2 separate regions of the Mus musculus genome follow, and region 2 is linked to region 1. A link is a loop called in an ENCODE intact Hi-C map of the cell type or tissue named here. Cell type or tissue: gastrocnemius. All regions are shown on one strand.

Region 1 (4,000 bases):
ACCAAATAAAATGTAATTTTTCAATAAATAAATTGGCTAAATCAGACATTTTCTAGAAACTTGGGTCCCCTTGGTAGGGAAGGTTCTAAGTTGGTACCATTAACTAGAACCAGCTGGGGATGCCAACCACCCCCAGGTCCTCTAAACCCCAGTGTGTGGATAGAATCCCCAAGTCTGTATTACGCCTGCCTCCACCAGCCCTGGGAGGGTGAGTGAGATAGGACACCTACCTAGTACCTCTGTGCCAGCTATTTCAATAATCCCAGGTCCATTTAGGAAATAGTGTAGTCTCATCATAGCAAAGAAATAGAAAGTAATGGGATGCAGATGACCTGTGGCTACACTGATGTCGGGACAGCAGTAAGGTTAGAATCCAAAGCCAACACTACCCCCAGGGCCCTCCTTGCCTTCTGTGGGCCACATGTCCAAACAAATCAAAATCTTTTCAGAGAATGGTCCCAGGAAGATAAGCAGGAACTGTGGGTTCTTTCCTTCAGTGGTCCACAGAGGCCGACATCAAGGAGACTCAGTGTTCCAGAAAGCCCTGTGTGGCTTATTGAAAACCACAGGCGCACAGGCTACTGGAAATTGACTTACTAGGCATCAGTGGTAGCCTGCTCCATGGAGCCAACAATGGTTGCTGGTTCAGTGAGCAAGCTCTCAGAGATGACTTGTATGCCCTAACAGCCAGGAAAGACTGGGCAGAGAGAAGGAGGAAGCTGGGTAAGGCTCACTCCGCAGGGGATAGCAGCCCAACATGGGCTGGGGTAGGTATCCACTTCTGAAGCTCAGCTCCATCCCGCTTAGGGTGGCTTTTCTCAGACACAATTTTCGTGTCCAACTGCTATGGCCATACCCAGATAGAATCTAGCCAAAAGAGACAAGCATCTGTGTCCAGCATCTTCTACAGGAGAACTGAGTTTGGACCGGCCTCTGTGCTCTCTACTCATGTATCAGTCAAGGAAGTGAAACCCTGAGGTGTCCTGTTAGCTTCCAGTTGGACCGCAAGGTCTCCTCCTGAAGCTGGGAGCAGAACACCACTACCTAAAGGGTCACGCATGGATCAAAGTCAGGTGGGGATGTTCCCATAAAATATGAGCTCCAGGCTACCAAAGAGGCAGTAGGGATGGGACTGACCACATTGCTCTCAGAACTCCGTAAACATCCACTTACTCTGTTGCCTATGAAGAAGTGATGGTTCAGCCTGCCAGGAAGTGGATGGAGAGCTTGAGTCAGATCTATTCAGGACCAGAGCCTGTGTGTGTCTGGAGAGAGCAAAGGGAAGATCCAGGACCCACTGGGTTGACAGCTACGGGGAGTTCTTGGGGAAAGAAATTGCTCTGAAGGATGAAGAAAACAGAGGAGTTCTGAGGACTAGAACAGAGAGAGGGAGAGAGGGAACCTCCAACTCATTCCTGGCTGCTTGCGGGGGGCCTGAACACACCAGTTCAGACAGATTCCCCTTTAGCCTGGAGGATGCTCTCAGGGGATGGTGTCCAGGAGGTAGCCCACTCCCTGCCCACATAGTCTGGCTCCAGCTTGTCCTTCCAGATCCTCGCCTCTCCCCCACCCCCTTCCTGGTGCTGTGGGTTTGGCAGCCACTTGGGAAACTGTTACTTTTAAATGAATCCACCCCAGAGGAAGTGAAGAGGCAGGCATAGTTTGCCAGCCACTTCTGAGTGACCAATGTTTCTCCCTTCTCTTCCTCCTCCTCCTCCTCCTCTTCCTCCTCCTCCTCCTCCTCCAAAAGGAGAATCAAACACTTCTTCACGATGGAAGAAGGAAGGCTGGTGAGGCTCCCCGCAGAAGGGGGAGGGGAGAAATACAGGAACAAAAGAAGGGGTGATGAGAGGGACTCGTTTGATCTTAATTTTTCCCTTCCATGATAAAAACAAAAACAAAACCTAAAAGAAAACACATCACATTATTTCCCTTGAATTCTTCCTGATTGAGAGACTTCCTGATTGAGGAGGCTACATGCTGTGGTGACTCTGATCATTAGGAGCAAGACCACAAAAATAGCAGAATATTAGCTGGCAGGTGGAAGCGGCCTCAGCTTTAGATCCTGCAATTGGCTTTCTACTGGTTATGCCTTCTGATGGTAGGGACCATCCAAACGCACCTCTGGCCCCATTCTTTTCTCTGAGGCTCAATTCAAGCCACAGTACCCTACCTACATGGGGCTGACAAGCTACATTTAAGCACAGAGGATAACCAAAGCAGCAAGCCCCAAAGACGGTTGAAGGAGTGATTGTCCCAAGTGGCAGTGAATGTTCTGCTCAGTGTTTTTACTGCCAAAAGAGTAAACACTGTAGTGAGGGAATCCAGTTGTCAGCCCAGGCCTGGGGGAGGTACCTGTGGTAACTGGGTGACCTGAGAGGCACTGAAACCCGGGCTAGATGACCTGGTGCTGACTGGCCTGCCTGGAGCCAGGGCTGAGAGAGAGGGAGTAGAGCCAATGTCTGCCTGGCCCTGGCTCTGGCCCTGGTTCTTTGAGCCAGTCTGACCTGTCAGAGTGCAGTCTCTAAGGTCAAGACAACTATCAGTACTTTTTCCTCTCTATCCACTGATCCTGATGTCGTCCCTTGACTCTGTGATCCTGGCATTCTGCTGAGTATTAAACTGCAACACCCCAAGTTCACTCTTCAACAAAGGTGAACTTGAATCTGTGAGTCTCCTTCCTGCCTCCAAACCTTCCTGCTCCTGCTAGCAAAGCCCTTCAACATCCTTAAAAACATCCTTTGCCCATTCCCGACTGTATGGGCTTGGTTGGAGTTAATTCTCTCCCCACCCCCACCCCCAATCCAAGGTTGATTCTTGTGACCCAACCCTTAACCAAGCCACATACCACATTTCCCTGGCCTTCGCAGTTGTTTCCAGGGAAGGGTGATGAGCCCAGTCAGGCCACTCTCAGGGCTAACAAACCTCAATTCTGAGAGTTCTGATTATATAATTAGGGAGGTTGATCTTTCTCTTTGTCTTCTGAAAAGAAAAAGGAATTTAAAAATGGAAGGGGGGGCTGGAGAGATGGCTCAGTGGTTAAGAGCACCTACTGCTCTTCCGAAGGTCTTGAGTTCAAATCCCAGCAACCACATGGTGGCTCACAACCATCCGTAATGAGATCTGACGCCCTCTTCTGGTGCATCTGAAGACAACTACAGTGTACTTAGATATAATAATAAATAAATCTTAAAAAAAAAAAAATGGAAGGGATATCGTTCCCAGAGCTCTTGAAACCATTTTGTGACCATGAGCACGCTTGACCAAGAGGGAACCCAAAGGGTACCAGACTGAAGGCTGCATGGCACTGTATCCCTGCGATGCTACTTCAGCTGATACAATGAGTCATGCTTGGAGCTAGATGCACACGGACTTCCCAGGTAGACTTTATTTAAATCAATTCACTTTCAAGTTCTTCCCTTAGGCTGCTAAAAATTCTAGCTGAGAAGTCAGTGCATGTTCCGCTGCATTCAGATGAGCATTTATAGACACTGCTATAACTCTCTCCTCGGGGGACCTCTGGGCGTCCTCCTGAGATAGGAACTCTCTTCTCCTAACTCTCACCCTGATGGTGCCAGTGAGCAGCCCTGGCCCTCCCTAGAAGGAGGAAAATATTCCCAAACCACATATAGACAATGAAAAGGCACAAGATCAGCAGCCTGCAGGGGCCACAGCAAGCTTTCTGAGGCTGGAGTCTGTCCTGAGTAGCTTCTAGAGAGATCCAGAGGACACCTGAGACATCTAAGCAGCTCAGACGCTGACAAGTAGCAGAACTCTAGACGCTGGGCTAAGACTCCTGACCAGGAAAACTTGCAGAAGCAAGCAGAGTTTCCAACTTGGGCCAGGGACAGTTATTTAACGAGGAATTCAGGCAAGAAGGCATCCACATACCAAGGGCAGCCTTGGATCTGGAGCCAGGCAGAAGTCCAGTTACTTCAGCAAAGTGAGGACCAGAACCGGCTTAGATGCTGAGCCAACACAGTCCTGTGCCTGCCTTGGT
Region 2 (4,000 bases), 140 kb before region 1:
TTAGCAATGAAAACTGAAGCGGCCTTTAAATTACAATTTTATATATGTGTATGTGCATGTGCAGGGGCGTACATGCCATGCAGTGTCTGTGGAGGCCCAGAAGCTTGCGGAAGGTGGTTCTTTCCACTGTGGACTCAGGCCTGGCATCGAGTACCTGTCCTCACTGAACCATCTCTAGGCTGTTTCCATTTCTCCAGAGTCTCAGATAGCCCTTACTGGTCTTGAATTCCTGATCCTCTTGCCTCAGTCTCAGAGTGCTAGGATTAAAGGCTGCCATGCCCAGCTCCCTGATCTATTTTTGATTCATGCAGGGCCACAGTTAATGGCTGACACCTATTTTGTGGACGAAGAAACTGAAATTCAATAGTAGCAGTAGGGACGCTGGACATGGCTTTGATTGTTTGCACCCAGCAGCTCGGCAGTCTTATCTACTCCACGAAGAACCCAACCTCAAACCTGGAAAGGCACCGGATCTGTATGTGACTGTCCCCAGCAGGGTAGCTCTATGACCTCTGTGGTCCGCAGAGAGAATGGCTTATGGTTTTCCCAGTCTGAGTTCAGCTACAGGCTGTGTCTGGCTCACCTCCCTGCTGTATCCCTTGAAGGCTAGCTAGACTGGATCCTTCCCTTGCTTCATATACAAAAATTCACTGAGCACAGGTTAAAAGGAAGCTAGTAACCATGTTTTAAGCTGCAACAAACAAAAAGAACAAATAAGCCAATTTTAAAAGGACACGAGAAGACATTTCTCCAAAGACACACAAATGGCCGGCAAGCCCAGGAAAAGATGTCACGCCAGTAATCAGCACAGTGAGGACGGCCACTATTCACAGCCAAGAAAATGATACAGGGGCATAGAGCTGCTTGTGTGCTGTGGTGGGAATTCCAAACAATGGAGCCATTATGGAAACTGCAGATCCCATTTAAAAAAAGACACACACACACACACACACACACACACACACACACACACACACACGGACGCACACCTTCAGGCCCAGCATTTGGAAGACAAAGGGAGGCCTACCTCACCATTCTGTTCTACAAATCACAAGTAGTGGGCTAGCCAGGACTTCAAAGAGAGACCCACCCTGTCTCAAAATAAACAAAAATGTAAAAATAAAATTAAACCCACATTGCTGCTTCTGGGTGTGTATCTCACATGAACTTGCCACTCTTCTCATTGGAGTATTATTGACAACCAAAAAAGTCTACCAGGCAGTGACAGGTAAAGAGAATGTGGCCTAAGCTGTGAGAGAACAAAGCCAGCACATCCTTCTGCAGTTACAAAATGGAAGCTGAGGGGCTGAAGTAAGTTGGTCCCCATCAGACACGCTGCATCATTCCTTAGACATGAAGGGTCTAAGGTTGTCAGCCTCTGAAAAGCAGAAAGAATGATGGTTGCCAGAGACCCGTGGAGAAGGGATATGGTGTCTAAGGGGCTGGGTTTCAGTTCAGACTGGATCCCAAGTCCTGGGGCTAAAGAGTACCAGTTTGGGCAACTCAGCAAGACCCTGGCTCAGAACAGAAAGTAGAAAGAATTGGAGAAAAATACTTATTCCTCATAGAGAGGACCTGAGTTTATTTCCGGGCACTCACCCAAAGTGTGAGTGTGGGGGGGGGGGCTCACAACCACCCATTACTAGTTTCAGGGGATCCCATGCCCTCCTCTGACCTCGGCTGGCACCAGGCATACACTTGGTGCACATACATAGCTGCAAGTGAAGCACTCACACGCATAAAGTAACATTCTAAACAACCTCTTAGAGAGAGTTGGGGGGAGGGTGCTGGGGTAAAGGTTGGTGGTGGGGTCCTTGTCTACCGTCCAGGAGACCCAGAGTTCAGTCCAGTCCCCACAGTGAAAAAACAAAAACAAGAAACAAAAAAATCTGTAGTGCTGTGGTGTACAAGGTACTTATGTCCAGTTAACACTATGTAAACTAAACAAAGTTATAATAAAAGTTGTGTTTTTAACATACATCCATAAAGATATCCTTAAGTTTTACAAATCTCCCCAATTTTACATTAAAAAAAAAAGTTCTGGGGGCTGGAGAAGATATCTTAGAGGATAAGAGCACACTGGCTGCTCTTCCTGAGGTCCTGAGTACGATTCTCAGCAACCACATGGTGGCTCACAACCATCTGTAATGAGATCTGGGGCCACCTTCTAAGTCTGTTAGGCATACATGCAGGCAGAATGATAAATACTTACTAGTTATAGCATGTCGGGCAATAATAGCACAAGCCCTCTGGAGGGCGTTTCCTTCGCCAGGCTGTGCTATCCTACTTACAGGAGTGCACTTAAGAAGGCTGGTGAGTGGGACCTTTGACTGCCCGGTTGGCATCACAGCCCTGCACCATGGGGAGGGCCACCCTCTCCTCTCTCCTGGAACAGATGCCATGGCCATAGGATTCAGAGACCTAATTTCCTTACTAAAACTTTAAAGACTTTTTTTTTTTTAATTACAAATTTAAATACTAGATCTAGGAACTAGGATTGTAGCTCTGTTACGTTAGTTCAGCACGCACGAAATCCTGGGTTCGATCTCCAGCATCCGGTAAAACGGGCCATGGCCCACGCCTGAAATCCCAACCCTTGGGAGATGGAGGAGTAAGGATCCTGAGTTGAGAGTCTGACGTCAGCCTGGGAGTCTGTCTCCAGTAAATACCTGACGACGTAAACGTCGACGAAATGGAGGACCGAGGAGACAGTGGGAGAAGCGCCCCAACCCCTCACCCATCCCTCGCCTAGAACTAAACCTAAAGCGAATTAAAGTCCCGTCTGTCCCTCAATCCCCGTCTCCCTCCGATGACCGCCCTCCGTCTCGGTAGTTTCGCCCTCCTGCCTCGCCCTCTTGGCCTCCGTTATTCTCCCGGGCCTCCGCGCCGTGCCGGGTCCCCGCCGTCCACAAGCTGGTTCCCCGCTCTCACGCTCATGCCGGGCCTCACGCACAGCTCTGAGGCCTCTCCCGGCTGTGTGAGGCCCGAGCGGGGCGGGGAGAGGATGGCTCCGCGGCCGCCAAAGCTTTCCCGTGTCCTCAGGGCTTCCGCCCGCCCGCCCGCAGCACTGTCCGCTAAGCTGACGCCGGGCGGAAGGAGGCCGGGACCCGTCAGTCAGAGCCGCTCGGTGGGCGGGCTTTGCGCGGGGGCGGGGCCTGAGCGAGGGGCGGGGCTTGTCCGCCTCCCCACCCGCACCACCTCCCCTCCACTGAGAGCTTCCACCAGCCGCTCGGCTGTCAGGCGCGGTGGCCAAGTGGTAAGGCGTCGGTCTCGTAAACCGAAGATCGCGGGTTCGAACCCCGTCCGTGCCTGCGTTTGGAAGAGATATTTTCTTGTTTTCAGCTCCCTTTTGTTTGTTTGTTTTTGTTTTTGTTCAGGAGTTCAGCCCCTCCTCTACCGGTTCGTGGCCAGAGCACTGTAACTCTTTCCAGAGGCCCCGCACAGCTGCTGAACTCCCTGCATCCTCTACCCTTCAACTCCGGTCTGGATCCCGCGACGAAGGCAAGCCTTCTCTGTGAACTTTCCTTCCCTACAACGTGCGTGCGTGTCGCCGCTTTCCCCTGCTCAGCCAACTGTCCTCCCCTCCCCCAGGCGCCCACACCTTTCACAGCCTTGACGTTTTATATCAGGACCCACATATTTGTGACACTTCCAAGTCTTTTGTAAGGTAAACAGCCAGATATCATGTGACAGGACGTCCAGTGCTTCAGATTCCTGATCCCATTTTTTTGTTGTTTTAGGATATGGTCTCCTGTGTCCTGCCGGGATTACTGAGGTTGGCTTACCACCAACTAGCTTCTCTCTTCAAAACTATACTAAAGGGTAGCAATTTTTCGTTGTTTTCTTGTTTGTTTGTTTGGATGGATGTTTTTGTTTTGGAGACAGTGTCTAACCACATGGCAATGTAGCTTTAACCATCCTGGTGCTCCCTATGTAGACCGGGCTGCCTTTGAACTGTCCATCCACTTCTGACTCCCAAGCGCAAGAGTAAAACCTTGAG

Evidence for each region. Peaks named below come from ENCODE experiments on the same cell type or tissue, not always from the same donor. Only the 100,000 strongest peaks of a DNase experiment are listed, where the experiment ranks them.
Region 2: a loop joins it to region 1, with 3 times the contacts of the local background. A loop is called at or near these places in 1 of 42 quality-filtered maps.

What each region holds. Positions count from the first base shown.
Region 1 is chr11:79,840,796-79,844,795 of GRCm38, forward strand. No RefSeq gene overlaps it. Among named protein-coding and RNA genes, the nearest start is that of 9130204K15Rik, 46 kb to the left of the region's middle. In gastrocnemius, no CTCF peak of the experiment used is centred here; no DNase peak of the experiment used is centred here; H3K4me3 peaks cover 102 bases; H3K27ac peaks cover 3,457 bases.
Region 2 is chr11:79,701,411-79,705,410 of GRCm38, forward strand. Gm11205 (a long non-coding RNA gene) reads left to right here and starts at 3,160. Exons shown (of 2, transcript XR_880034.1): 1 at 3,160-3,256; 2 at 3,378-3,604. n-TTcgt3 (a tRNA gene) reads left to right here and starts at 3,240; the gene lies at 3,240-3,311. In gastrocnemius, a CTCF peak has its summit at 2,135; DNase peaks (open chromatin) are centred at 543, 1,429, 1,631, 2,298 and 1 more place; H3K4me3 peaks cover 3,893 bases; H3K27ac peaks cover 4,000 bases.